Linked DNA regions of Homo sapiens: regions 1, 2, 3, 4, 5 and 6 are each linked to region 7. A link is a contact called in ENCODE Hi-C or POLR2A ChIA-PET data. All regions are on one chromosome and are shown on one strand. The core of a region is the stretch at or near the end of the contact, and the rest is flanking DNA. Distances in the headings are between cores, read along the strand shown.

Region 1 (4,192 bases), core at 184-2,683, 650 kb after region 7:
CCTCTCACCACCACCACCACCTCTCTCTCCCAGTCTCCCTCCCAATCTCTCAATCTCTCTCTCTCTCTCTCTCTCTCTCTCTCTCTCTCAATCTCTCTCTCTCACAATCCCCCTCTCTCAATCCCTCTCTTGCTACCTACATATTCCTTTTGTTCAAGGTATAAAGAGAAACCACAGCCCCTACCTTTGAGTACAAACCCCAAGAGAGCTCGGTCTCTATCACCATAACAACAATTCCAAACATCCCAAAAATCAGAGCATAGTCACTCAGTCGCTTTCTCTTTTCAAACAGGGCCCTCCTGTGTCCCAGCTTATAGCCAATGTTTTGGTTTTTCCGCTTGTTGGCTTTGGGGAAGGTGGTGCTGCTGGCGGTGGTGCCGGCATGCTGGTGGTTGTGGGTGGCATTAGGGTGATGGAGCAGGGTCTGGTGGGCATGGTTGTCCTCCCGGGAGGAGATGACGATCTCCGGGGGGTTGCTAGGGCTGAAAAGCTGGAGGGGTTGGCCCTCAGTCTCGGCCTCGATGAGGTTCCTCCGGGAGGCGCTGAGGCGGCTGAGGGGCTTCATGACCCCACCGCTATACTTGCAGGAGCTCATGGCGATCTCCGTGAAGGGGTTGCTGTCCCGCCGGTGCACCAGGGGGCTGGCCTGTCGGTGCCGGCTGCCTCCGCCAGGCCCACTTGTAGCTGTGGAACTTGGAGAGTGGCCAAGCAAGTGGTCATTGAGATTGAGCTGGCTGCCTTGCCTGGAGGAAGGGTGGAGGATGGCGGTGGAGTTGGACGAAGGGGGGGCCCTGAAAGCGGTGGGAGAGGAGTGCAGCAGGCCAGGGTGGACGGGCTGGCTCTGGAGTTGGGCGAGCTGAGACAGGGGATGCGGTGGCTGCTGCTGCTGCTGCTGCTGCTGCTGCTGCTGCTGCTGCTGAAGCTGCGGAGGCTGAGGCTGCAGCGAGGGTCCCAGGGGCTGCTGGGGGGCTGCTGGTGGCGCTGGCGGTGGTGGCTGCTGCTGCTGTTGCTGCTGCTGCTGCTGCTGCTGCTCATCCCCAGAGGATGGACAGGGGCACTTGGGGTCTTCATCCAAGTCCCCCACCCCCGAGTCATGGAAGTGCCCAGAAGTGTCCATCTTGGGGCCTGGCTGTATTCCCTGCAGCACAAGCCCCCACCCCAAAGCCACCCTCGCTCCAAAGATGTCCTCAAAGAAAGCCAGGCATCCAATCTCCCCCACCAGTATCTTGGCTCCAGTCCTCTCTTTGGCTTGCTTCGGTTCTCTGGGGCTGCCTGGAGTCCAGACGCTGCCACTCAAGAATGCATTGTATTGGGCAGGGAGGGAGAGCAGGAGGGGAGCTTGGAGAAAGAAGAGGGGGTGAAAGAACTCTCTCAGGAGGTGGTCCTCTAGGAGCGTGTGAGGCCAGGCTCAGCTTCACTCCTCGCTGGCTCAATAGCTTCGCTCGCCTCCTCCTGCCACTGTTACATTGTAAGCCAAGCCCACTTATTAGCAGCTGGTCTCATTGGCTTGGCTTAACTCTCCAACCTCCTCCTAGCTCCGCCCCCCGCATAGGCTCCTCCCCAGAGGAGGGGCCTGGCGTCCTGGGCTCCGGCCCCAGTGGCGGCGCAGCGAGGACTGGGAACTGTAGTTTTTGCTCCCCCACCCCGGAGCTGAGCCGCTGTCCTCTTTCCTCTGACAGGTATGGCCACAACCCTTAAGCCCACGGCGATAAGGGATGTTCGCTCACGCTGGGCGATGGGGAGGAGGGACAGAGGGCCTCCGAAGGAGGGGAGGTGTGCACCCTGATGAGGGGGCAGACGGAGGGGAAGGCAAACATTTATTAACCACCAGGGTTTACGATAGGTTGTTTCACATATATTATCCGGATACAGTCTCCAAACACCCAAGGAGGTGGGCAGTATGGTCTCATTTACAAAGCCTGATGCTTAGAGGTGTTGAGTAACAACGTCAAGGTCACAGAAGCAGGGGGGATCCACACCTTCTAACACCCGGTGGATAAACTCACCTACCATTGACTGAGTGCCTACGCCTCGTGTTCAGGGTCCTCTCTGTTATTTCCAACCCTCACATCAACCCCACAAAAATGATGTCATCACTCTCCTTTTACAGATGAAAATTGGAAGAAGAAGAAGAAGAAGGAGAAGGAGAAGAAGGAGAGAAAGGAAAGTGGAAAAAACACTCAAACGCTCAAACATAGATATGTAACTTGTCAGATGTCATCCCGCTTGTAATTAAAGATGCTGGGATTTGAACTTAGTCAGTCTGACCCCACAGATCAGATACTTTCTCCCAGGATGCATTTCCACTATGATATTCAGTACAAAGTGGTTGTTCAATAAATATTGTTCAAATGTTAGTTGGGGAAAACAAAAGAGAAGCTGCTGAGGAAGAACTGGCCTCTCCAAAGCAGGGTGTGTGAAGTGGACCATGGCTCCAGCCCCTTCCCTAACAGCTGGGTGTGTAGTCACAGGGGGATCTGGCAGGAAGACTGAAGATTCCCCCATGGTCATTCCCTGCCTGATTTGCCCCATGGGGCTCTGAGAGTCAGAACTAGGAACAGCTGCTGGCTTCCCAGGTTCAGAACCATCATCATCAAGTATTTATTAAGCCCCCACTGTGTGCAGAGGGGGTTCCAAAGGATGGGACCAGAGCTGAATTCATTTTCATTTCTAACCACAGCAGCCTTAGGAATCAGAAAGGAAGTCACCATGAGGGAATTCCCCAGAACACCTGGGGTTTTAAAAGGCAGGCCTCTTCCTCTCTGGCTCTTGATTCCCCATCACCCTTTGGCCTCTGTCCAGCTCCCTCCCTCGATGGGAAGAGGAAAGGGTAGGAGATCCATGCACACATACACAGACACACATCCAGAAAACATGTAAGCAGGTGGACATATGTGCACATGTGTACATGGTTGTGTGCACACACTAGCCCATGCATGCACACATGCACACATATACACATAGGAAGCTCCTAAAACAGCATTCCTGACTGGTAAGCAGCAAGTGTCCAGATCAGGGAGGGACAGAGCCCCCCCAAAATGAGCCCAGAGTCCCCTCTGTATATCAGTTCTCACCTCTCCAATCCCCCATTAACCCTGATGATTGAGAGCTAAATATTACTTGTAATACAAGCCACGACCCCAGATACGTGACAATTACTCTTGCACAATAATCTTGATTCTGGCCAGGCATGGTGGCTCATGCCTATAATCCCAGCACTTTGGGAGCCCAAGGCAGGAGGGTTGATTGAAGTCAGGAGTTCGAGACCAGCCTGGACAACATAGCAAGACCCAGACTCTACAAAATTTTTTAAATTAGCTGGACATGGTGGCGAGTGCCTGTAGTCCAGCTACCCAGGAGGCTGAGGGAGGAGGACTGCTTGAGCCCAAGAGTTTGAGGCTGCAGTGAGCTGTGATAGCGCCACTGCACTTCAACCTGGGCGACAGAGTGTTACCCTGTCTCTAAATATATATATATATAAAATAATAATCTTGATATCAATGACATAATCATTTCCCCTACCCCTGCCAACACACACACACACACACACACACACACACACACACACACACACACACACACTAGAAGTCACAGTACCAGGCCTCAGATGCAAGCCTGGGGTCTCATGTGTTTTCCCATGACCAAGCCCTCTAGAACCCACCCCCAACCCCTTCAGCATCCTCTGCCTTCCCTGCCCTTCCCTTCTGTATTCTTGATTTCCCTCCCTCTCCTCCATCCGCAGACAGAGCCACCTGCTTGGTTCAAGGCTCCAGATCGCATACTTAGGTTTAATGATCCTCTAATAAATTATCATGAATATGTTGTTAGTAGCAAAAATGTGCTGTTCGTGTTGGTTTTTTAGTGTTGGATACAGTTTTCTGGGCTGTGAAAAATCAATTTTGGAGAACAGGCTCCAGGCCTGGGTATTCCTATGCTCACTCTACCCCCATGAGCTGCCTTCTGCCTCAGCTAACCTTTCTGGCCAGCCTCTTGCCTCCAGTTCTTCTGGCTGTGCCAATGGGATCCAAATGGGGCCTATCAGAGCACGTCCTGCCATCATGGATAAGGATGAAAGATAGCTTGGGTAGAGCCCTAACTATGCCAGCACCAAAGATCAGTGGTTATCTGGAAATGGGCTGGAACTTGACAGCTGATGCCACGGAGCCAGCTCATGCCCCTTGTTACAGCTATC
Region 2 (3,850 bases), core at 904-3,403, 720 kb after region 7:
AGCTGAGGTTGTGAAAGGAGGATTGACTCCCCCAAAGCAACACTGCAAGTAGTGAAGCCAAGATTGGTAAAATAAATATAGCCAACATTTAGTTCCTGCACCTCTGCTAGGTGCCAATAATTATTCTAAGCCCTTCACACACATTATCTCATTTAATCCCCACAACCACCCTATTATCATCCCCATTTTACAGATGACAAAACTGAGACGCAGGCCAGGTGCGGTGGTGGTTCACGTCTGTAATCCCAGCACTCTGGGAGGCCGAGGCAGGCAGATCACCTGAGGTCAGGAGTTCCAGACCAGCCTGGCCAACATGGTGAAACCTGTCTCTACTAAAAATACAAAAGTTAGCTGGGCATGGTGGCACACACCTGTAATCCCAGCTACTCGGGAGGCTGAGACAGGAAAATCGCTTGAACCCAGGAGACAGAGGTTGCGGTGAGCCGCAACCTGGGTGCGCTCCAGCCTGGGTGACAGAGCAAGACTCCGTCTCAAAAAAAAAAAAAAAAAAAAAAAAAAAACATGAGGCACAGAGTGAATGACAGATGTGTACAAGATCACACACTAATCAACAGTGAGCCAGGGTTTGCATCCCAGCAGTCTAATTCCAGAGCCTGTGCTTCGGACCACTATTTGACGTCAGGGTTTGGAGGTGAGGAGAAATGCAACTTAGGAAAAGGTGGTGAGATACTTAGTGATGAAAAATTCAGGTGGTGACCTCTGCTCTGGGCTCTCCCACACCTTCATAGAACCCCCGTGGTACCCAAAAGCAGCTTCCTGGTACCCCCACCACACTGGCCTTCAAGAGGAGAGGAGCCCCACTTTCTCCCCAACCTCTGCTCTCCTAGCCCAGGTCTCAGCAAAATGCTCCTGCACAGAAGATCTTGCTTTGACAGAAAACACTGTGCAAAAGGTATTATTATTTGGGGAGGCAGCCAGATAAAACAGAAAGAAACCAGTCCTTGGCGCAAGATAAAGTTGAATTTGTTTGGGTTTTTTTTCTTTTTGTTTCAATTATATATTAATTGCTGAGATGCCCATCATGAACCACAAAGCTGAATTTGAATCCTGGATTTGCCACTTACTTTGTGACCAGCAAGGGTTTTTTGTTGTTAACTTCGTATGTTATTTTATTTTATTTTACTTCGAGACAGGGTCTCAGGCTCTGCTGCAAGGACTGGAGGACAGTAGCATGATTACAATTCACTGTAGCCCCCAGGTTCAAGCGATCCTCCCACCTCAGCCTCCTGAGTAGCTTGGACTAGAGGTGCTCGCCATCGCACTAGGCTAACTTTTCCATTTTTTTGTAGAGACTAGGGTCTTACTGTGTTGCCCAGGCTGGTCTCCACTACTGGGCTCTCAAGCCATCCTCGCACCTCTGTCTCCCAAAGTGCTGGGGTGACAGACATGACCACCACACCCGGCCTGTTTAACTTTTTAAGAGCCTCAGTTTCTTCACCTGTGAAATGGAGATGCTAATAATGGCACACAGTACCTAACAAAGAGGTGAAGAGGGTTTTTTGTTTTGTTTTTTTAAGACAGGGTCTCGCTCTGTCGCCCAGGCTGGAGTGCAGTGGCCAATCTCGCCTCACTGCAACCTCCGCCTCCCGGGCTCAAGCGATTCTTCTACCTCAGGCTCCTGAATAGCTGGGACCACAGGCACGCGTCACCACGCCCAGCTACTTTTTGGATTTTTCGTAGAGGCGGGGTCTCGCCATGTTGCCCAGGCTGGTATCCAACGCCTGGTATATAGAAAGTGCCTTCGTAGGAACCATTATTAATGCTTCTCAGAGAGACCTGCAGCTGAAGGTCTTTGGAGAGGTGGTCACCTGCTTCTTTGAGGCTCGCCTGTGTAGACTACTGTTTTATGTAATGGTGGCATTCCACCTTCCCCAGCCCAGTGCTCCTCCTGCCTTGCAAACGGACGACCCGTACTCCAAAGCTCACTCCGTGACACCCAAAAGCACTCCTCGTGTCACGTGATGCGGAGAGCTCCCCCTTCCACCTTTCCCGCCTCACGGACACCTGCTCTGCAGCGCCTCGGTCACGAAGTCCTTCCCGGATTTCCTCTTGCCGCTGAACAGCAGTACCAGCCGCGGGGCGCCTCCCAGCGGGGCCATGGGGCCGCCACGCCTCGCGATGCCTGAAGCTGACACTTCTCCCTACCCCTAAAATCGGGACACCGCGCGGAATGGACGCGGCCACTAAGCGGAGCGGCAACAAGGAACAATCGCGCCCCTCCTCGCCGTAGCTGCGAACAGGGCTGACCGCCCGCGACCGTGCCCTCAGCTCATGTCCAAACAGATATGGGGAGAAAAGGGTGAGACACGCGGAGAGAAAGGCGGTTCCTTCACAGAGCAGCCTCCCCTCGTGAAGCTCCCCCACCCGAACTCACTTAGAACAGTCCAGCCCCGCCCAGAACCTTCGCTCACAGCCTGGCCTGCTTAACTGACACCCGGGGAGGAACCGGACGCGACTACCTTCCTCCGAGGGGGGTGACGTCTGAAATTTCCTGAGGTGAACCCCATGTTCCCTTCCGCGCAGCCCTAAAACTTTAGGAAAAAAAATCTCTGGAGTGAGATCACGTTGGAGACGTTTTGGAAACTGCCCTTTTGCCTGTGCGTTATAGTACATGTGCCACAGCAAATCTGCGCGCGCCCCAGAGTGGGAATGGGTCTTCCTGGGGGCGTAAGGCAGCCCTGACGCGAGCGGCGTGTCTGGCCACGTCATGTCGGGGGAGGAGCAGAATCGCGCACACGATATTTCATTGTCAAGCAGATTTTATAACCCGAGACGTCACTAAGATGTGGCCCTTTAAGCCCGGCGAGAAACCTTTGATTGCTTTTCTAGCCGCAGCCTCCGGCCCAAAGGTTTTCGGAAGCAAACGGCGTGGGTGACATCAATAGTAAGGGAGCGTTGAATCCCTAGATGAGATTGCCTGGTTTCATCCGAAGTCTGGCTCCCAGCCAGAAGTTTGAGAGGCAGGATAAGAATAATCTGTCCTTTCCCTGCATCCCCGGTTCTGCCTCTTCCCGCAGTAGGTGACGGGTTGCCCCAGCTGAGTACGTCGAGTTGTTTTTGGCTATGACTTGCCGTCCTGCATTTTTCTGAGCATGTCAGAACAGAGCCTGCAACTCATTACTGCCTCCACTAGAGAAAAAGTGTAGTGTGGAGACTTAGGGAGAAACCATTAATTTCCTGAATGTTGAAAAGAGGCACAGGAGAGTGGTCAGATGCAAAAAGAACAGACTTAAGGAGGTGGTTTTTTGTTTTTTGGGGTTTTTTTTGTTTTTTTTCAGCAACCCAGAAAACACTGCACTCATCAACGCCCTAGAAGGCAGCACAGAGTGGATTTTCAGTCCCAGCTTGGACACTTAGCAAGTCACTCTGAGTTTACCACTGATAAGGCCCACTTCCCAGGGTTATAATAAGAAAGGAATGAAGAAAATATATGACAAGGTACAATAAAATACTTTGTAAGTTCTCAAGTATCATCCAGATGTAAGGGGTTGTTATTTATTCTTAGCACTTCGTCATTCAACACAGAATCAGATTTTCCAGCTCATCTTCAATAAACATGTATTTGGGCCTCCACGGAAAGTCCACATCTCCTGTTTTACCTGAGTCACATGGAAGGAGTCAGAACTTACTCCCGGAGTCTCTTTCCTCACCTGACCCAATGCACGCCCCTTACCTCCCTCTCTGACTCTGAGATCCAGCTCCCTGAATACCTAGTGAGCGATCAGAAAACTTCCCCCAGGCTCACGCCTGTAATCTCCGCACTTTGGGAGGCCAAGGCGGATCACCTGAGGGCAGGAGTTCGAGACCAGCCTGGCCAGCATGGTGAAAC
Region 3 (3,663 bases), core at 901-3,400, 650 kb before region 7:
ACTCACACCAGGACCTCCCCCACAGGCCTGTGCCACTCACCCCCACAAAGCTGGGCAGCTCCTTGTGCAGAAGTTCCTTCATTTCCCCCTTACTCAGCTTGAACTTGTCGCCCTCTTGGCAGGAGTACTTGTGGAAGGTAGTGACCAGCACAGCCAGCGCCTGCTCCAGAGAACTGCACATCATGGATCTGTGGCTGCAGAGGTGCCAGGTGATGGGTACACTGCTGAGGCTCTTGGGGCCTTAGCTCAGCCTGTAGGATCCACTTCTGCCCTATGCCCCCAAGCCACCTCACAAAACCCCTCTCTGAATGGGAAGGCAGGGGCTGCATCTCCCCCTCAGACTGTGGTTCCCTGAGGCCGGAGGCGATACCTCCATCTCACCCTGAGGGCAGACGCTAAAGCTTCCCTTGTGTCTGGGAGTCACCAAGCCTCCTCTGATGGCACTTGGGACACCCCCCTGAGGGCAGGGCTCCCCATTTTAGTGTCTGCCAGAAGGGAAATGACAGGGTGACCAGAGTCCCATTTTGATGGCATCTGCGCAGGCTCTGGGGAGCAGGGCCACATGCACCGGCTGGCAGATGGGGGCTCCTGTGCAGTCTGGCAGGAGCCATGGCTACAGCCTAGGAGCAGGAAGCTCCCTGAAGGAGTCGTTTCCCTCCTTAGACTCGGGACTCCTGAAGCCAGAGGCATCTCTCTCTGCCATCTAACTGGAAGCTCCCTTGGGCAGGAGTGTTTCCTCTCTCAGACTAGGAGCTCCCAGAGGGTGGGGAATGTGTCTCCCCTCACCCTGAAGGCCCCTGAGCCTCTAGGCAGACAGGGGCATGGATAGGGTGGGGGCAACTTAACATTCTCTCCACCAGGAAGGATCCTGTTGGAATTAGAATTAAAGATATGAAATGTTCATTGCCTTGGGATCAGGATGGGACAGACCTCAGCGGCAAGGCCTCTGAGAATACTCAGACCAGCCTGGAAAGGTTAGGCAGGTTTCAGGGTGAGGCCAGAGGAGCTATGCCAGAGGCAGGGCATGCCCTGGGCCCATCATGCCAGCCCTGCCTTCACCGAGGCAGGGGGCAGAGCTTTGCTGCTTGGGGCCATGACCCAGGCAGAGTCTTGAGACCCCTGCCTCTTGCACCTTAGTCCTGCTAGAATCCAGGACTTTGCAAAAAAAAAAAAAAATCTCAGGATTCTTTTTGCAGCAACGCCCACATGCACACCTCCTGCTCCTAGGCCTAGACCCCCAAAGAAGGGCCCCTAGACTGAGATATCCAGGGGAGGGCCTCAGAGCAACCCCTGCACTGAGACCTCACAGAGGAACCTGGAGAAAAACCCTTCAGTCGGCCGGGCGCGGTGGCTTACTCCTGTAATCCCAGCACTTTGGGAGGCCGAGATGGGTGGATCACGAGATCAGGAGATCGAGACCATCCTGGCTAACATGGTGAAACCCCATCTCTACTAAAAATACAAAAAAATTAGCCGGGCATGGTGGTGGGCGCCTGCAGTCCCAGCTACTCGGGAGGCTGAGGCAGGAGAATGGCGTGAACCTGGGAGGGGGAGTTTGCAGTGAGCTGAGATCACACCACTGTACTCCAGCCTGGGCGACAGAGCGAGACTCCATCTCAAAAAAAAAAAAAAAAAAAAAAAACCCTTCAGTCAACACTTCAGCACTTCACAGAGAGTTCTTCCAAGGGGGAAGGCCCAGAGAGGCCCAGGTTGATCCCACCAGGGAAGCTGGAATGAGAGAACTGTGGAGACAAAGACAGAGACCCACGGGGATCCTCCCCACCCTGCCCTCAGCAGGACAGAGGTACTCACCAGACCAGGTGGCAGAGACAGACCCAGGAAGGAGAGCAAGGCAGCCAGGCTCCCAGGGTGAGGATTTATATGTGGGCCCCACTGGCCCCCAACTTGGCATTTTAAGGAAACCAAACCTGCCTCAACCTGATCCCACCAAACCCTGGCCTCTTGCCATTCCCACTCATTCCCTCCCAGCCCCCTCCCTCCCAGAGAGTGCCAGCTCCACCACCAGCTGGGGGAGGGCTCTAGGCCAGGTCAAGGGCAGCCCCTGAGCCCACCCAGGCCACAGTGGGAAGTGGGAGGTGTCGTGGGGACTGGGCATCCTGGACCGGGGTGAGGGGAGGCAACCCCTGCTCTGGGGCCTGGAGACTGGTGCCAGGCCTCATTCTCATGACATGCCTGTGAGTCACAGCCCACTCCTGTGTGAGAGGCTGTGAGCACACGCTGAGACTTCATGGTCCAGTGCTCGTGTACATACATGCGCCCGTGTGTGTGAGAGAGAAGCAACCTGGGGCCACCCTTAGGAAGCTGGGGGCCAGAGGAGGCAGCTGGGGGACATCAGGAGGAGAAGGACAGGACTGACTTCAGGGCATGGATGAAGTGGAGTGACTTTTAATGGCCAGCACCAGAATACCTCTTAATGAGGTAATGAGGTAACTAAGTGTGCTTAGAAATACCTGGGAAGGTCCCTCTGTGTAGGAAGGTGTCTGGAAGGATGGGGAAGCAGTGAGAAATGGGGTTGCTCTACACACAGCCGCAGTTGGGCTGGGCCACAGTCTGTGGGGAGCATAAGGAAGTCCCGAGTAGTTAAAGGCTGAACAGGAAAACTTTGGCCTCCTCTTCTCCAGCTTGAGGGCTGGGTGGGTGGGTAGGGGTACATCCCTACCCAAGGCTGAAAACACCAGCTGGACAGCTTCCCAAGCCAGAATCCAGGCCTGAAGCACAGCCCTCAGCCACAGCCCTCTCTCACTGCCCCCCACACACATGTCCTCCCCAGACCCGGAGAAAGGCAAACACTGTGGCCATTCAGAGCCCAGCCCAAGGGAGGGCTGCCCCCTCCCAGGGCCCCTTCCTCCTTGGCCCTTTGTCTATCCCGGCCCGTCTGGGCATCAGGGCACCGCCCTTCCTGTGGCCCCAGCTCCCCTCCCTGCTCCAGCTGTCGAGTAGCTTCTTCCCCTCCCCCAGCCCCTCTACCTCAGCCCTAAGTGACTCACCCGAGGTTCCAGGCCCAGATGCCCAGGCAGTGACTCAGCGGCACACCCTCCTCCCCCAGGGCCAGGGCAGCAGCAGTCCCAGAGCAGTAGGTGGAAGCCCCAGCCCAGCCTGGCAGGGAAAGCACTGGCACAGAGACCCCAAACAGGCCCTGCCAGGAGGAGCTTTGGATAATGACATGGCAGGAGGATCAGACTGAGAACAGGCTGGTCCCTTCCTAGCGGTCACCGTGTGACTTGGGGGCCAGCCTGAGCAGTGTACATGAAGTCAGGCCTTGGGGCCCCCAGTGTCCTCTTCTACACCTTGGCACAGCCACCGAGTGTCCCTTGCTCCCCTCAGTACTTGAACCCCTCATGCTACTTGTCTTCCCATCGAGGCCTACTTCAAGTAGAACTCGGAATAAAAACCCTTCACACTGAGGGTGAGGGACAAGGGAGCGCAATGCATCGATTTTCACAGCCATTCTTTCCTTTTAACTAAGGGCCTCCACAGGGCCTTCCCTGCTCAGAAACTGCAGTGCATCCCCATGGCTGTCCCTTAAAGCCAGGCGGTATGTTCTCACTCATAAGTGGGAGTTGAACAATGAGAACATATGGACACAGGGAAGGGAACACCACATACCAGGGCCTGTGGGCAGTTGCGGGGAGAAGGATGGGG
Region 4 (3,705 bases), core at 1,079-3,578, 780 kb after region 7:
CAGCCAGACGCAGAACGCGACCCTCAAACATGGGGGAAGTTGGGCGAGGCGAGCCTGAGGCACTGGGCACCTTTCGAGTTTCTGTACCCAAAGGCTGGTGCCAGGGAGCCCGCCCTTCTATTGCCTCTGGAAGCCCTGGCTCTGCCCTCCCCGGGCCACGTTCCCACCCCCCCCGCCCCCCGCCCCCTGCCCCCCGCCCCCTTTCCTTGGCTATCCTCCTTCCTCCCCAAAGCAGCCCCCTCTCCATTTCACTTGTGGCACTGCCGCCTAGCCCCTAGCACAGCCCTTCACCAGGCCTGCACGACCCAGACGGCTGGAGTAGGAAGGGGAAAACCCCGGCCTGGACGGCTCCGGGCCCCTCCGGACCAGGATCTGTCCGGCGGGGCTGAGAAGAAAACCCGGAGCAGTGATCAGCCTCGCGACCCAAGGGGGTCAGGGACGATAGGAAAACCCGGAGCGGATTACTCGAGCCAGAGCGCCCCATGCCTGCCGCTACCTCCTCCTTCCTATAGCCCCCCTAATTCTCCAGTGAGATAATGTCTGGGGTGGGGGGCTGTTTGGTTTGGCCTGAGCCCTCAGGGGCGCCTCACACTTTCCGCCCCTGGCTGGGGCGCAGGGCAGCGGCCCCGAGGCTGAGTCACGGCCCGGCGCGGAGAGGGAGAGAGGGAGAAAGAGGGAGGGAGGGACCTGGACTCCGCCCCTCGTGCGCGGGGATCCCGGGTCAGCCCGGGTGAGGGCCAGGGCCCCCCTGGCGCCGCCCATTGTGGTCCAACAGGTTGAGCTGGTGTCCCGAGAAGCCACCTGCTGGAAAGGGAGGGAGGCCCCCTGCGGAGGGGGGTTGGGAGGGGAAAGCGAGTCCGACCCGGTTCGGCCTGGCTTGTCGCAGGGGAGCCAAACCTGGCCCTAGGTAGCCGGATTTGATTCCATTTGACACTAGTGGGAGGGGCCCTTTGGGGTACGCAGCTCCGCAGGCTCAGTCAGAAACATCCTTCACCCGCTACCTTTCTCAGTTGGGGGACTCCTAAGTATTTATCCCGGTCCTCCCCAAAACCTACACATACCACACATCCCAAAACATCCAGGCACCCCTCGCCACCTGGGTCTCTCAGCGAATTCATGTCAAGCTATCCCTCCTCGGTGGAGACTCAGTTTCTCCACTTAGGGAACCCGCGGGATGGAGGTGGGGAGCAAAAGCGTCGGCGCGCCCCCTCCCCCTTCGCAGACTGGGCCCCTCCCCTCCGACAATGCCAAGGCCGCAGCGGGCACTGGCGACAGCACAGAGGCTGCTTGCCTGGGGCGCCCTTCCCTCCCCGCGGGGCACCGTCACGCGTGGGGAGGGACGCAGGGCGCCCGCAGGCTCAACTCCCCGGCTCCCTCCGAGAGGGGGTGGGGCGTAGGGGCCGGAGCCGAAGGCCTGGTGGCTCCCCCTCCCCCTCCCTTCTAGGTCCCTGACCTGATTACAGCCCCTCACGGGACCCCCTCCCTCAAGACCCTAAGTCCCCAATTCACCCCCACCCAGCCTATCCCTAACCTCTCATACCCTTCCCTCCTGAGGTCCTGACCCTACAGAAGCCCCTCTTGAAGGAGAGGGAGCCCCTGTAGGGGGTGCTCGATTCCCTGGCCGCTGCGGACACTGCCCCCTCCCCCCTCCTCTCCAGGTTCCAGGCCAGCCCCTCGGCTCCGCCCCCTCCCTGGACGAACGCAAGGCGAGACCTACTGGAGATGAGCGGGTATTCAGGCCAATGAGCGGACAGGGCGGTGGCGTGCAGGGGGCGGGCAGAGCAGCAGCAAAGGGCTGGATGGGGGCCGGGGGCGGAGTTTGAGTTAAGGTGGACTGGGAGAGATAGGGGCAGGAGAAAGGGGGGGGAGAGAGGGACCGCGGCAGGTGAAGGGAGACAGAGAGAAGGAAAGAAGGAGGGAAAGGAGGAGGGTGGGAAAGGCTAGGAGAGCTAAGTAAGAGTTTGGAGAAGGGGGCAAAAAAGGAGGGAGGGACCCATCTGCGCTCTGCAGGGACTGGCTGGACGAAGGGGTTGAAGTTTATGTCCTTATTGGGCGGAGGGAGGGGGCCTGGGGGGGCGGGTGAAAAACCAGGAAGTGACAGAGGGTGTTTCTAAGTGTTGGGGGGGGGGAGTTTGGGGGGTGGCAGGGGCGGGGGGAGGGAGGGGAGGGATGGGGGGAAAGCAAGCTGGAGGACAGGTGAGACAGCAGGACAGGTGAGGCGGGCCCTGAGGGGGGGGCGGGTGGGAGCCAGGTGAATGTACGGCTCTTGGCGGCCGAGGGGGGGCGGGCGGCAGGAGGAGGCAGAGGGCGGCGGAGGAGGAGCCCCCCAGCAGCGAGCGGCGAGCAACTGACCGCGGCCTTCTGACCAGGACCGGAGCAGGGCCCCAAGCCCCCGGGCCTGGTGGGGGACGCGCTTCTTCCCACACTGTGAGCCTCAGCAGCTCCAGCCAGCGGACCCGACGGCTGAGAGGTGAGTGTACCCCACTTTTGTCTCCTGGCTCGGGGTTCACTAGGCTCGAGACTACTGCAGTGTCCTTCGTCCGTCCTGTAAGTGGGACCCCCAGATACACACGCATGCAGATCACATTCCCACCACTCCCCTTCCCTGTGCTTTCCCAACACCCCGGGTCTCTGGAATTGGTTTTAACTGAGATGAAAGACAGAGAAGGAACTGCGGATGCCCCCCAACCCTAGGCGGAGGGTCCCCAGAAAGTTTATCTGCACTTCTCCTGGGATCAGACAGACAGACGGCTTCGGGATGGAGAGGGGGTGAGGCGACGCTGAGCGTTCCCCCAGTCTCCTTCGTGACTTTAGGGGGAGACCCCAGACCGGACTGAGTTGAGGGAATGGAAACGCTGACGGACTCTAACTAGGACAACGCGCACCCCCCCCCCACCCCGCGCCCCCTGGCGCGGTGGATTGGCCCCAGGCCAGTTGCATGGGGGTTGGGGGGGCGCAGGAGGAGCCGCGGCTTGGGGGAAAGTTACCGGCTGGACTATTCGGTTTCTTGCGCTTCCAGAGCCGCGCTCTCTCCAGCGGTAGTGGGGCTCAGCAACAACCTCTGAACCGACATAGAACGACCGCTCTCTTCCCTGCCCCTCAATCCCACTCCCTTCCTTCAGGCTCCAGTCCCGCCGCTACCTTTTCCACGCCAGCTCATGACCACAGAACCCAAGAGCGAGGGCGGGTGACTAGGAAGAATTCTCCTACCTACTACCCGTCCCCCCACCGGCGCCGGCGCACCTGCCCCAGCCCAGAGTGGGGGTCGCTACTGTGTTGTTGTAGAACCTACAGAGTGCGCCTGGCAGAAGGCTGCCATTCAAAGGGGTGGGGGGCGCTGCTTTCAATTTCCAGCTTTCTCTCCCTCCTCCCACCCCATCCCAAGTAAGAGAGCGACGTGTCCCGGCCAGAGCGAGGTGGGGGCGGGAGTGGGGGGGCGGCGTGGGCAGCGGGTTGTGCCCGGACACGTGCCTGCCCAGGCGCCCCGGCCCTGCTGGTGTTTAGAGAGAGGGCGGGTCCCCTGCCCCCCGCCCCGCACAACCCCCACGTATCAAAGGGCGGCTGAGACATGGTGAGACCTCGGGGCGCCCTGGGGGGCAGGGGGGCGGGGAGCCTGGGTCCGGAGCAGGGGAGGGGCAGAGGCGCCGGTGCTAGCTGACCCACAGGAAACGAGCGCTGCTGACCTAGTTTGGGACACCGGAAGTG
Region 5 (3,920 bases), core at 316-2,815, 970 kb after region 7:
CTAACCGCTCCCTGTCCCGTTCCACACGCAGTTCTACCCTGAAACCCACAGTCCCCGCCCCAGCCGGACTTTCCAGCAGCCTGGGTTCCCTCCTTGGAGAAAGCCAAGGAGGGAGTGGGGGAAGAAATTTCCACTTAAGGGAGTAAACCTGGGCTCCGATGAACCCTAGGGTCCTTCCTTGCCACTCTCCACCACTGGCCAGGAGCTCCTCCCGCCCTCTAGTGGTCACCGGGAGCCTTGCGGGGCTGGGCCGCGCAAGCTGAGGGGCCGCTCGGACCGGGCGGAGAGGAGTAAGGGCAGCGCTGCCTAAGTGAGGCAGCGAGAGCCCGCGAGAGGGAAGCAGGGCCCGGGAGAGAAGGGTCACTGCCGTGGCCAGGGAGGGAGGAACGCACAGCATGGTGGACGGCTGGGAGCTTTAGGAGGGGGCACTCCGGGACGCGTGGTGGTGGCGTCTGGAGGAAATGGAGCTAAGCGGGTGGGGTCCTGAGGTATGTGGAAGGGGCACCGAGGTATGTGGGAGAGGACGTTGGAACGTGGGCGGGGGAGTTGGACACGTTCTGTGTGGGCCGTTATGTACTTAAGAGGCAGATCGGGCGTGGCACGGTGGCTCACGCCCGTAATCCCAACACTTTGGAAGGCCGAGGCGAGTGGATCACAAGGTCAGGGGTTCAAGACCAGCCTGGCCAAGATGGTGAAACCTCGTCTCTACTAAAAACTACAAAAATTAGCCGAGCGTGGTGGCGGGCGCTGTAACCCCAGCTACTCAGGAGGCTGAGGCAGGAGAATCGCTTGAACCCGGGAGGCGGAGGTTGCAGTGAGCCGAGATCGCGCCATTGCACTCCAGCCTGGGCGACAGAGCAAGACTCCGTCTCAAAACAAAAAAGGGGGGGGCAGAGAGTAGGTGGGGTGACAGAATGGGATTTACGGACACAGAACTATCCTTTGGGGAGCAGAGTGGTATTGGGGACAGGTAGGCACGTAGCGGGGGGCAAAAGCACACGTGAGGTGCGTAATGCGCGACAGCCAAGAGGTGTGTGCGGCAGCAGTGCACGAGGGGAGGAAGCTATCCCAGGCCGCGGCAGCACGTGGAACTTGGGTCCCGCAGTCGCAGGCTGCGCTCTAGGCCGACGGAAGCAGTTCCGCCTGTATTCAGAAAACAGTTCTCAGCCCCAAAGACACAGGTTGGAAAGAACACTTTAAAAACACTTCGGCGAGGCACGGGATTGGAGCGCATCAGATCAGCAGGCGAGAGACCACAGCTCTCGCCCGCGCGCCGCGCGGCGCCCGAGGCGCAGCTTTGTGTGCGGCGAGACCCTGGGGCAGGCGCTGGGCGGGGTGGGGACATCTGACGTCAGCGCGCCCGGGAGCGCGGGCCGGGGAGGCGGGGAGCCCCCCAACTCGCAGGCCGGAGAAAACACGAGTAGCTAGGTGGGCGGCCCCAAACCTCAACTCCCGGCATTGCCAAGCAACAGCCATTCAGTTCGGTTGCTGGGACACGCGTCACCATGGCGACGGCTCCGCGCCGCGCAGTCTGAGTACTTAAAGAGCAAGCGCGCGCAACGCCCGGGCGTCGGAAAGCGGCCTTCTGGGACTCCGCAAACTCCCGTTCTCCCTCCCCCCTCCCCCTTGCCATTCCCTTTGCCTTCCGGGCGCCAAGTCTCTCTGGCCTCCAAGGTGAACCCAACTCCCCAGCGCGCCCCGGGTTCCCGGGTCGGGCCGGCTTCAGGCGGTGGGGAGCGGGATCCCGGGCCCCGGGCGGGCGGGAGGGACGGGACGCGGTGCAGTGTTGTTTTTTCCCCCGCCAATATTGCACTCGTCCCGGCCTCCGGCCCCCCCGGCCCCCCGGCCTCCCCGCTACCCCTAGCGGGGCAGCCCCCGCCCTCCTGGCTCTCCATCCCGGCGGATCTTTGATAGACTGGAGTGTCGCCGCTGCCACCGTGAGTAAGTGGGTCTGGGAGGACTTCGGGCATCCTCCCTCAGGCACCCTATCCTTCACTTAACTCCATCCAGCACCTCCCCCACCCGCATCCCCAAATCAGCCAAACTTCCCCTAGATCCCTAACTTCCACCCTCCCAGGCTTTCTCTTCTACTCGCCGATTCCTTCCACTTCCCCACCCTATCCCGGAAAATCCCTAAAATAAGCAGTTGCACTGGCTTAGAAAACAACCAAAACTTTATGGCAATGTGCTGTCATCTTTCCTGGGGTTAGTGCCTGAGTAATACCCCTTGAAAACTTCTCATCCCCTGAAGGGTGGGGTGACCACCCCTCTGGGACTGAACTCCTTTTGGGAGCCAGAGAAGGGTCTGTGGTTGGCTGAGGGGCTGTAGCTTAGACCTCAGGGTCTCCAGGATGGACCCCAAGGCCAAAGGGTCTAAAATTCTGAATTCTGAATCTGGTGGCCTCCTCCTCACACCCTTCCCTGGAGCAGCTGCCTCCGGAATGGCTCAAAGTCCTCAGGCACTGTGTCTGAAGAAGGGGAAATAAGTAAGGTCAGAGGATGTGGCTCTCCCACAAGGCATGAAGGATTAGGTTGATCTCAATCAGCCACCTCACCATTGCATCGATACTGGAGATTGGACCAAATTATGTTTTCTTGGGAGAAGCAGAATACACCAAGACGCCCCCCTCGCATGGATGTGTCAATGATCACCCCAGAATCCGCCACAAGCTGGGGTCCCTCATAGAGCTTCACCCTGTCCAGGATTCCAGGATAGGAGTATCCATTGGTGCTAGGGTGCCAGTGGGCACTGTGCCACCATGCCTGGGGCCTTGCTTTTCCCCAGCCCCCCTTGAGCTCACCAGGCCTGAGAGAGAAGGGAGGGAGGGAAAGGGAGGCAGGAAGGAGAGGGAAGGGGGGTGCTTTTCTCAGGCCTGGGGCCCCTAGCTCTTTGTCCAGCTCCTTTTGCATCTCAAAGCACCAGCCGCATTCCAAGCGAGGATTGGGTTGCCATGACAATAAGCACAATGGGCTGGGGGGTGAAGTCACCCGCTTCCCAGGCTCTAGTCCACCCCCTTTTATCCCCTGTCCTGGCACCCCACAGCCCCAGGCACCTTAAAGGGGAACCAACCCAGGTTCCTGGACTCTGGGCTCTTGGCCATGGAAAGTCCAGCCTCTAAGCAGACCCATTTCCCCTCCCTTCCTGTTCATCTCCACCAACTAGGGCTACTTGTTGGAGAGAAATGCAAAGTTGTGGACAAAGTGTTGAACCGAGGCCTGTGAAGTCAGGGCCTTGATTTTCTCTTCTGTAAATGATGATGCCTTCCAGGTCAGATGATCCCTATCCACGTTGATAAGACAGGTTCCAGGTCATACCAACTAAGGGACCAGATGTGATGTGCCCCTTCACAGATTGGCCTGGGTTTGGAGGCTTCTGGAGAACTGTAAAGGGCATCTAACCCAATGCCCTCATTTTACAGACGGGAAAATGGGTCATGGAGGAGTGACTTCACCAACATCACTCATAGGTGCTTGTGTCCGTGGTGAGAAGGGTGATGGAGAGAAGTGGCTGCAGTTCCCACCCATGGAGAGGTCACTGGTGAATCCCAGCTAAAGAGGAAGGACAGGCCCGGCCTGAGTCCCACAGGTGGGCTCAGCCCCTCTCCTTACCGAATGTAGCCAACTTGAGGCCGGTGCAGAAGCTGCCAGCGATAGGAGGTCTTGTCCCGCCAGCCCACATTTCGTGGGTCTGTCCACAGCAGTCGTACCTGATCAGGGGTGTGGCCAGTATGCCACAGGGCATTTCGGAGGTGCTCACCTGGGCCAGACACTGATGTCACTGCCTAGGAGACATTGGCAAAGACAGTGGGTCAACTGCAGAACTGGAGTGAGGGGAGACAACAGGTCGGTAAGTGCAGGTGGGAAAGGGATTCAAGGCGGTCATGAAAATGCCCTGGGGCCCCAGAGAGCCGGCCTCCAAG
Region 6 (4,003 bases), core at 1,356-3,855, 740 kb after region 7:
CCTGACCCCTGGGGCCTGATCTACTTCTTCCTGCTACTGGAATTCCTCTAACAGCCAGCAGGAAGTGATGTAGGTGACCATCAGGACTAAGGAAAAGGACCCACCAAGAAAGAAGCCCAGCACTGCAGAAACACCCCCCAACCCCACCCCCATGGTTCCCAGGCCCGCTCTTCCTACCTCGGAGCCAGCAAGCACCCAGCTATTATCAGAGTCTGGGCAGGAGGCCATAGTTGCTGAGGTCCCTGAGGCTGCTGTGGCTGCCACCTGCAGAAGAAAGCTCTCTTAAGGATGGGAGCTCCCTTCAGGAGGGGCAGAATGCAGAAAGCAGCCTTGGCTGGGTTCCAAGGTTCAAGTGCTGGGCAGCAGCCTCCAGAACCAAGCCTGGTTCCAGTCCTTCTCTCCCTGACACCCCAGCTCTTCTAAGCAGTATTTGCCTTGCAAATCAGAATCTGCCAACACCCACAGAGAAGCCAGCCTCTTCCAGGGACCAACAGGGCCTTGGAAAACTGAACTGACCTTGAAAGGTCAAAGTAGCATAGGCTGGAAAGGCTCTGGGGAATTCCAGTCCAGCCCCCTGACATTTGAGTCAGGGAAGATGAAGCCCAGCAAGGTTGACAGACTCAACTTGCCAATAAGAAGACTTGTTAATAAGAAGAGCAGGGAAACAACACAGCCCTCCCTTCACAACACCAGGTACCTACACAATCACTACCTTCTCCCCCAGGACCTGGAAGGGAAGACTCAATGGCCTCCTTCAGCCCTAAGTGTCCCACCACTTGCCCAGCATAAGTCCTTGGTATGGTCTAGTTCAGTGGTTCTCAATCTTGGCTGCACATTGGAATCACCTAAGATTTTGATTCAATTGAGTTGGGGGGTAGGCCCGGCTGTGGGTCTTTTAAAAAACCACTCAAATGATTCTCATGCGCAGCCAGGGTTAAGAGCCACTGGCATAGCTTAGATCCACCTGGATGCACCTTTTATAAGTCTCCTCATCACTCTCAGTCTTCATCCTAAATTCTGTTTACCTTCTTAGTAATCGCCAGAGTTTGGTCTTAGGGAACTTGAAGGTGACTGGGAAAATGGATTTATGGCAACTATCATGTATATATACATCACTTTATAGCTTGCAAAAAATAGACAAAAATCAGGGCTATGGTCCTGCACCCGGTTAATCTGCTCTGACTTGACAGGGATAGGGGAGGGAATCACTCCAGTTTCCAAAGCCTGACTGACACAAAGCAGGGTAAGAAGAGAGGGATCCGCCCCTTCATCCAAGGCTAAAACAGTTCCCTCAGGCAGCTCCTGTTGGGACCAGGCATAAAGGTGGAAGGATAGATGAGCTGACCTCTCAAGAGTACTGGATTGTGATCCCTCAGAACAGGATAAATGACTGCTTCCCGAGCACTTTATAAGAAAACTCAGGAAAAGGGAAGTGAGGCTGGGAGAGTATGGCAGTTCTACCTTTGAAACCAACCACATTATCCCCTTCTGTTTGAGCTGTTTTCAAGTCCTGCGTGGTGCCCTAAGTAACCTCCTGTGGCTCCTGCCAGTCAAGATCCAAGTCCTGGATAGGTCTTTCCCAATGCCCATCCTCCCAGACACATGCACCCATTCCACACGGAGACAGGAGAATGGCTGCAATGACCTCCCTGTACCAAATCCAACAGGACACCCTGGCATGCATCTGTAAGTATCCATAGAGCCATGGCTGTTCAGCCTTCCGCTTGTGGCTCCACCCCCGCCCTTGTTATCATCTCCCCATCCCCAGTTGCTGACTGTTAACAGGTGGTGGCAGGAAGGAAGTGGCAGCAGCTTGGGCTGAAGTCCCTGTTTATCCCTAGCTGTGTGTGCAGCCTGCTCAGGTCCTCTAGAACCAGGCACCATGGCAACCACAGTGATGTCAGACCCACTGTCTCCATGGAAACCAGCAAAGGTATTTGGGTCAACAAAACAAATACTTATGAGACCCAAATAGGAGACACTCTGAAACTCCTATACTCTGGGTTCCAAACCCTGATACCTCTTTCTTGGTTAGGTTAACCCAGGGTTCAAAAAAACACCTCTTCTCCCAAGCCAGCATCTCACTGCCTTATTAGGAAGTTCCTTCTGCTGTCTAATCTCCACCCTTCCCTGCTGTGTTTCCAGATCTTTTTCTTTTCATCGACCTTCTGGAAGAAAACCCACCTCCACTCCCTCCCTCCACCCCCTTCTTTTCATTCAGGCAGGATTCAACAAACACCTCCTGTAAGGATTATGACAGAGACTTCTGCTATTTCTAAAAAACAGCTAAAGGGGGAGCTCTCCCACTCAGCATAAAGCTAGGAAGTCTCGCCTCTAGTTAATTTAAACTCCTCTAACAGTTGCTCCTCCAAACCGCTAAAGCAAAGGATCTAGGGCCACTTGCCTGGGGTACCCAGAGCAAGTTCCTGTTGTGTTAGCGTCGGCACCTGGCCTTCCTCCCCCAGCCCAGAAATGAAAAGCAGCTCATTCCTTCTAGATTAGTTCCGCCTTCCCTTTTCCTTATTCCACCCCCTTCAAAGCGAATCTGTGGACCCCTTCCCAGCTAAGGCATTACCTGAACCAGCTCTTGCTTCGGTCTTCAGCTTAACTTGTTGCAGGCTTCCCTTTGTTTGCAGCCCGAGAAGAAAATCATGTGACCAGAAACTGACCAATGAAAAGTCAACTTCCCCAAGGGGGCGGAAACTTTTGGCCAATAAGAGCAGGAATTGAGAGCCAGGGGAGGGGAAGGGAGGTCTAGCGACACGGCCCTAAACCTGGGCTTACCTCCTGGTGGGCGACCGGGGTCCCAGCTAACCGAATCCTGAGTTTCCTGCCCTTCTTTCCCAGTGTCTAAACAGTTTCTAGAGGGAACCCCCACAAACTGAGAGAAAAGCAGACGGTGCCGTCTTCTGAGATGACGAAGACAAGGGGCCAGGTTGGCCCCAGGATAGACAGAGACAGCTGTGAGATGGGGGAAGGGAGAGGGACAGGTCGCAAATCCAGGGTGTGGAAATAGCCCTCCTGCCATTCTCCCCAATCTGCTCCAAAACAGACTGCTTAAAAGATGCCATTGCTACTTTAAAAAACGGTTGGGGGACGGGAACGATCTGAAAAACATCCCAAAATGAAATTTGCTAGGACAGAAGCAGCCCCTCCCCTCACCCTTAGAGCGACACTTGCTCCCTAACCCAAACAACTGGGAGGTGGGTGGGGTGCTAAACCCAGAAGAGCTCAAGCACTTGTCTTCCAGAGGCTGTGGTGCCAAATCCGCCTGGCTCCAGGCCTGGCCCAGGAATATGCTCAAAAAGGAAACTCAGTTTCTCACAGTGGAGACACAGGGGGATGGGCGGGGAAACACAGGCCTCCCTTGGCTCAGCAGCTTATACCAGGGTCAGCTCAGGGGCCAAATCTGCCATTCCCACTCCCAGGGACCCTGGGGAGCATACATATCCTCAACCCCTAAGCACCCTACCCAGCAGTGACAGCGGCTCATTCCAGCCTTTTCACACAGCAACAGCAAGGAGTCCTTGTCTGGGATTTTAAAATCATTTTATTAATCCAACAGTACAAAAGACCCCCACCACCACCGCATTCTGCCATCACTTTGTTCCAAAAAGTAGTGGAGTGAGAGAGCGAGAGGGAGCAGATCCAGCAAAAACACTCCCCCAGGGGCCATTTTACAAAATGCGGAGCAGGGGAAGACAACACAAAAACAGCAACAGATAAATGGGGCAAACAGAACAACAAACACAAGAGTTGAGCAGCGGGGTGGGGGTGGGGGGTTGCCATCTACGCCGTTTTAGTGTGAGGGACACTGGGAACGATGCCCAGAGGCTGCTCTCCTCCCAGCCTCAAAGGTTGTCAGCTCCACCAGAGCAGGGTCTTCTCTCCTCATGCCAGGAACTGAGAGAAGTGGGGGTAGGGGACCACTAGGTCTTTGCCACTGTATCTTGAGCTGGGGGACTCCTAACTTCTCCGAGGGCCACACCCCATGCCTGCCTTC
Region 7 (4,215 bases), core at 698-3,197:
ACAGAGTACCTGCTATGTGTAGGCCCTGGCACTAACCTGTTTTTCATTCAACAAGAAATTACTGAGTACCTACTATGTGTAGGTCCTGGCTTTATAGTCGTGAACAAAACTGGCATGGTGCCTGCATTCTTGAAGCTTACGGTCTAGCGGAAGAGAGAGGCATGTTTTAAACAAATGGACAAACATAAAAATTATGGTAAATGCTATGAAGGAAAAATCAGGGTACCATGTGAAAATAAAGAGAGGGGGAACCTACTTTAAAATAGGTAATAAGCATTCCTTTTTTGGAAGTAACATTTAAGCTAAGATCAAAAGAATGAATGAGCTAGCCAATTGAAGACCATTCCAGATCACAGGAGCAAAAAGGGTGGAAAATTCAGCCAGTGGAGCTGGGTCCCAGTGATCTGGGGAGAGCCACACAAAAGGGGGTTGGTAAGGGAAGCAGGTGTCTTTTACTTAGAAGCGAAAGACTAAAGAAGCAGAATGAGAGTGGCAGTGGGATAGCAATAATTCTGATTCACAAATGTTGGGTTTGAGATGTCTACTACAAATCTAAGTGGAAATGTCAGGTAATCAGTTGGCAATATATGTAAGGAACTCAGGAAAGAGTTCTAGGATAGAGATAAAATTTCATCTGTAGCTAAAGCCAAGGAAAGGAAGACAGTCACCTAAGGAGAAAGTACAGACAAAGATAAAAGACCACTGGGTTATTCACTTCCTATACGTCTTCTGGTAAACTGCCTCCTTTTCTTGGGCTTCTTGGTAACATGAATGGTGGAATTAGATGATTTATGGAGCTCCTCTTAAGTCTAAAATTATGTAAAGGTAACCCTTCTCATTGCTCTTGGGTTAACCTTAATGATCTCAACCCCATCCTAATCAAACAAAAAACACTGGGTAGTTTAAGATGAGCTGGGAAATATTTTACTACAAACAGTTGGGAACTTCGACCCAAGCCCTTCATTCTGCAGATACAAAAACAGAAGTTCCAGGATGAGCCACATGCTTGCCACAGCACTGAGCAGGTAAGCCAAGTTCCAAAGCGCACAGTGCCTGCTCAACTTAGTAAGTACAAGGACAAGTGCACGCAAAGAAACATGAGAATTAAAGTCATCACTAAAGGCAGAGGAAATCTCATTCTTGACCCTAAAAGATCTGGAGAAGTATGTTTAACTTGTGCCCTAAGGACCTACCTTGGGGGCATTGTGTCCCACAGGGACATGAGGTCCCCTTCGAGATTTCATTGCAAAGCGCATGATTTGCCTCTTCACAAAAATAAATAGCAGTACAAACACCTGTCCAAAAAGATGTAAAAATCCTTTAATAAAAAGTCAGTTTTGTTTTGTTTTTTTTTTAAAAAAGCATGCCTTCATTCCAAATCCCCAGATTCCGGCTCTCAGGAATGTTTCAGGGTAAAACTTGGGGCAAAGCAAGGCCGTTATGATGGGGGTGGATCTAAGAAGCCAGCAGCAGGGAGGCGTGGGGTCTGTGCTCTAGCGTTAAAGGGAGGGTTCTAGACTAACGAGGGCGGGTCGGCCCGACTAAGTGACTTAAACTCCCACCTACTCCTGGAATAAGGAGTCAAAGCCCGGATAGGCGCAGGTGAGTGGGTGGAGAATGCAGACGGGGTACAGCTCAAAAGGAGGGTCTCTACTGGGTAAGATGCGACAGCAGGAATGGGGTGGGGTAATCTCCTCACCAGGCTCCCGTAGGCCATCACCAGCACGACATTCACCCCGGAGAGCCAGTTACTGCCGGACGCCATGGCCTCCCTACCTCGCGCAGAATTGTTCGGGTTTACCCCGCTGTCCTGGCTGGTCAGCCCAGGCTCCGCCGAAGCGACGGCGCCTGGGTCCCCTGGAGCTCCCCGGCCATTTCCTTACGGGGGAAGACCAAGCCAGACCCGGCCTGAAAACATGGCGGACAGGCAGGAGAGCTGGGAAAGGAGAACGACGCCTTCCAGCTTCCCCCTGACACGTGACTCAGGCAGGCAATGGCACCCAGGAGCGTCGAGCGCTCAGACGCGGAACTACGACAGTAAGAGGAAGCGGCGGCCATCCGTGCGTCACGTGGTGGAGGCAGGGCCGCCGTGAAGGAGGCGGGGTGGACTCGCGGAGCCGGAAAGAGGTGTCTCGTGGCGAGGCGGCACGCGCACGCTTGCGTGCGCGCCCCTTTTAGCGTCACGCGCTGAGGGACGCAGGAAGGCAAGTGGGCGGGGGAAGGCGCGAGAGCGAGCGCGAGAGGGAAAAGGAGGGAGGGGGTGGGGAAGAGGGAATCTTATATCACGTGACAGGGGCGGCGCGGCCCGGGGTGTCAGTGTGGAGGAGACTGAGGTAAAGTTGGGAGCGCAGCGGCGTTGGCGGCGGCGGCGGCGGCAGCGGCAGCGCGGCGGGGCCGGGTATTGTCCGCGGCCCCTTTAAATCCGCGATCCCCCTTTTACCCTCCCTCTTTTCTCCCCTGCCCCCGCCGTATCCCCTCCCTCGGTAGGCCCCCCCACACCGTGTGTTCCCCCACTGTACACCCCCCCCCGAGTCATGCGAGCCCTGGCGCCCCCCACCTCGAGTCGGCCCCCGGAGGTTTTGTTTATGGTTGGGTTCGCGGCCTAGTGGGCCGCGCCAGAGCCGGGGCCTCGATTTGGGAGCGTGGCCGGGGCGGGGCTTGGAGCAGCCGTAGGAAGGGGGGGCCATGCGGCTAGAGCCTGAGAGGGGAGAGCGAGAAAGAGCGCGAGCGAGCGAGGCCTGGGCCTTGCCTGAGGTAGGGCTCTCTCTTCACCCCGGCCGGTGCCTGCGGAGGAGAGGGCCTCCTCCCTTTCCACCCACTGCGGGCCTCCTCTGATCCGGATCCGGCCTGGTTTGGGGGTGGCGTGGGGGAGGGAGGGCGATGGGGTGGAGCTCCCCCAAACTCCCCCATGTGGCCCTCAGTTTGGTGTGCGAAGGATTAATTTGTTCCGGCTGGGAGGTAGGGAGGAGATTGGCCCCGTGGGCTCTCGATGTGGCGCTGAGGGGGGTGAGCCTCCCATCCTCCACCCGTGGGCTTGCGTCCCCTCTCCGTTTCCAGGCTCTTTGTCAGCTCCTCTTATTACCCTCCCTTCTTTCTCACCAACCCAGTTCTTGGAATATGTTTTTGCTGCTGTCTTTAGCTTCCTGTTTATACTGTAGTTTGGGTACCCCAAACAATTGTGTTATTTGGGAAGCTGGACATGGAGGCCCCCATAGGGTGTATTTACGCTTAAGGGACGTCACTAGAGCACTGGGGTATTTGTTCACTCTTCTCATAATGGTACAGGAATGCCCAGTTTCTTCAAACCCTTAACCTTGTGGACAGCCCTTAAATTGCTTTGCAAACTGATGTCACAAACTGGAGACTGCTCCTTTTCCACCATTCTTGAAATGTAGCCACCTCTGGTGTAGGATGTTGTGGAAAGAAAAACACCACAGTAACAGGCGTTTTTGTTATTATTGTTAACGTTTTTGCCTTTGACTCTCCCTGATTATTAAATGGAGAAATCCTTTTTTTTTGTCTTCTCTCCCATCCTACCTTCCTCCGCCGCATATCCTGTTTTGGGGATACCTGATGTGACTTGCTGGGAGGTGATGGACATTACTAGTAACCAGCGTTTCTAGAGAATTAAAACATTTTGGCTGTGTATCAGTTGATAAAACTGCTTTGAGATCTGTCTCCATTGTACTTAAAGATTAGACTATCCCAATGATTACAGAGAATTAAAACATTTTGGCTGTGTATCAGTTGATAAAACTGCTTTGAGATCTGACACCATTGTCCTTAAAGATTAGACTATCTCAATGATTGTTTCCTTTGTGAATGGGAAATATTGCTGGCACATAAACTAGTGATGAAAGGCCTAAAAATGTCCTGTTTTGTTTTTCATCTTTAAAGCTCCTCCTTGCTATGTCCTAACTGGGAAGTACTCTTACTAACTAGATATCAAGGTGGTGGGGAAGGGGATGCAGGGGCCATTTCAACAAAGCATCTACAGAAATTAGTTGTTCTGTTAGAGGTAGCAAATTTTACCCAACTCAGTCTAGCTTCAGTTTCTGAATTGTTTCTTAAATTAGATTGTAAGCTCCCTGAGGGCAGCTACTAAGTCATACTGCTTTTGTATTTTCCTGAAGTATTGGACACATAGTAGATTCTCAATAAATATTTGTTATTTAGTTTTTTCAGTGAAATTTCTCTGGCTATTTTTTTAAGTAG

The links. A loop is a pair of places that touch in the nucleus more often than their neighbours do. ChIA-PET counts read pairs that join two places held with the same protein, here RNA polymerase II (POLR2A). Pooled maps may share reads with other maps.
Region 1: a pooled map shows a loop between it and region 7 (6-fold over the local background). The contact joins the promoter of KCNN3 here to the promoter of LTAP1 in region 7. A Hi-C loop is called at or near these places in 4 of 37 single-sample maps with no recorded cell type and 7 of 50 pooled maps. POLR2A ChIA-PET finds 5 or more read pairs at or near these places in 1 of 52 experiments (H1).
Region 2: a map of naive thymus-derived CD4-positive, alpha-beta T cell shows a loop between it and region 7 (14-fold over the local background). The contact joins the promoter of PMVK here to the promoter of LTAP1 in region 7. A Hi-C loop is called at or near these places in 2 of 168 maps with a recorded cell type or tissue (both naive thymus-derived CD4-positive, alpha-beta T cell), 4 of 37 single-sample maps with no recorded cell type and 14 of 50 pooled maps. POLR2A ChIA-PET finds 5 or more read pairs at or near these places in 1 of 52 experiments (activated CD8-positive, alpha-beta memory T cell).
Region 3: a loop to region 7 is called in a pooled map, with 4 times the contacts of the local background. The contact joins the promoter of S100A2 here to the promoter of LTAP1 in region 7. A Hi-C loop is called at or near these places in 2 of 50 pooled maps. POLR2A ChIA-PET finds 5 or more read pairs at or near these places in 2 of 52 experiments (MCF 10A and activated CD4-positive, alpha-beta T cell).
Region 4: a loop to region 7 is called in a map of CD8-positive, alpha-beta T cell, with 16 times the contacts of the local background. The contact joins the promoter of ZBTB7B here to the promoter of LTAP1 in region 7. A Hi-C loop is called at or near these places in 1 of 168 maps with a recorded cell type or tissue (CD8-positive, alpha-beta T cell), 2 of 37 single-sample maps with no recorded cell type and 11 of 50 pooled maps. POLR2A ChIA-PET finds 5 or more read pairs at or near these places in 1 of 52 experiments (AG04450).
Region 5: a pooled map shows a loop between it and region 7 (15-fold over the local background). The contact joins the promoter of THBS3-AS1 here to the promoter of LTAP1 in region 7. A Hi-C loop is called at or near these places in 8 of 50 pooled maps.
Region 6: a pooled map shows a loop between it and region 7 (8-fold over the local background). The contact joins the promoter of PBXIP1 here to the promoter of LTAP1 in region 7. A Hi-C loop is called at or near these places in 1 of 168 maps with a recorded cell type or tissue (naive thymus-derived CD4-positive, alpha-beta T cell), 1 of 37 single-sample maps with no recorded cell type and 9 of 50 pooled maps.

Annotation. Positions count from the first base shown.
Region 1 is chr1:154,868,848-154,873,039 of GRCh38, forward strand. KCNN3 (potassium calcium-activated channel subfamily N member 3) reads right to left here and starts at 1,434. Exons shown (of 8, transcript NM_002249.6): 1 at 185-1,434. The coding sequence starts at 1,117. RefSeq lists enhancers at 1,185-2,141, 1,214-1,303.
Region 2 is chr1:154,934,566-154,938,415 of GRCh38, forward strand. PMVK (phosphomevalonate kinase) reads right to left here and starts at 2,154. Exons shown (of 5, transcript NM_006556.4): 1 at 2,026-2,154. The coding sequence starts at 2,120. RefSeq lists a silencer at 1,604-1,703 and enhancers at 1,660-2,602, 2,424-2,623, 2,603-3,544.
Region 3 is chr1:153,563,694-153,567,356 of GRCh38, forward strand. It overlaps S100A2 (S100 calcium binding protein A2), which reads right to left and starts at 2,151. Exons shown (of 3, transcript NM_005978.4): 1 at 1,813-2,151; 2 at 41-194. The coding sequence starts at 184. RefSeq lists enhancers at 508-1,265, 1,266-2,023, 2,143-2,202, 2,176-3,375, 3,073-3,312 and 1 more.
Region 4 is chr1:155,000,474-155,004,178 of GRCh38, forward strand. It overlaps ZBTB7B (zinc finger and BTB domain containing 7B), which reads left to right and starts at 2,329. Exons shown (of 3, transcript NM_001256455.2): 1 at 2,329-2,470. RefSeq lists silencers at 448-527, 608-827, 1,228-1,467, 1,578-1,767, 3,478-3,597.
Region 5 is chr1:155,193,432-155,197,351 of GRCh38, forward strand. It overlaps THBS3-AS1 (THBS3 antisense RNA 1), which reads left to right and starts at 1,566. Exons shown (of 6, transcript NR_183238.1): 1 at 1,566-1,941; 2 at 3,420-3,586. It overlaps THBS3 (thrombospondin 3), which reads right to left. Exons shown (of 23, transcript NM_007112.5): 21 at 3,610-3,782; 22 at 2,556-2,695; 23 at 2,157-2,468. The coding sequence ends at 2,410. It overlaps MIR92B (microRNA 92b), which reads left to right and starts at 1,746; the gene lies at 1,746-1,841. RefSeq lists a silencer at 1,249-1,578 and enhancers at 2,735-3,570, 3,571-3,920.
Region 6 is chr1:154,953,494-154,957,496 of GRCh38, forward strand. It overlaps PBXIP1 (PBX homeobox interacting protein 1), which reads right to left and starts at 2,606. Exons shown (of 11, transcript NM_020524.4): 1 at 2,576-2,606; 2 at 178-264. The coding sequence starts at 228. PYGO2 (pygopus family PHD finger 2) reads right to left here. Exons shown (of 3, transcript NM_138300.4): 3 at 3,533-4,003.
Region 7 is chr1:154,218,643-154,222,857 of GRCh38, forward strand. It overlaps LTAP1 (lipid transport auxiliary protein 1), which reads right to left and starts at 1,948. Exons shown (of 7, transcript NM_001098616.3): 1 at 1,700-1,948; 2 at 1,194-1,295. The coding sequence starts at 1,765. It overlaps UBAP2L (ubiquitin associated protein 2 like), which reads left to right and starts at 2,313. Exons shown (of 27, transcript NM_014847.4): 1 at 2,313-2,333. RefSeq lists enhancers at 1,321-2,068, 1,647-2,086, 2,069-2,816 and silencers at 1,407-1,476, 2,337-2,486.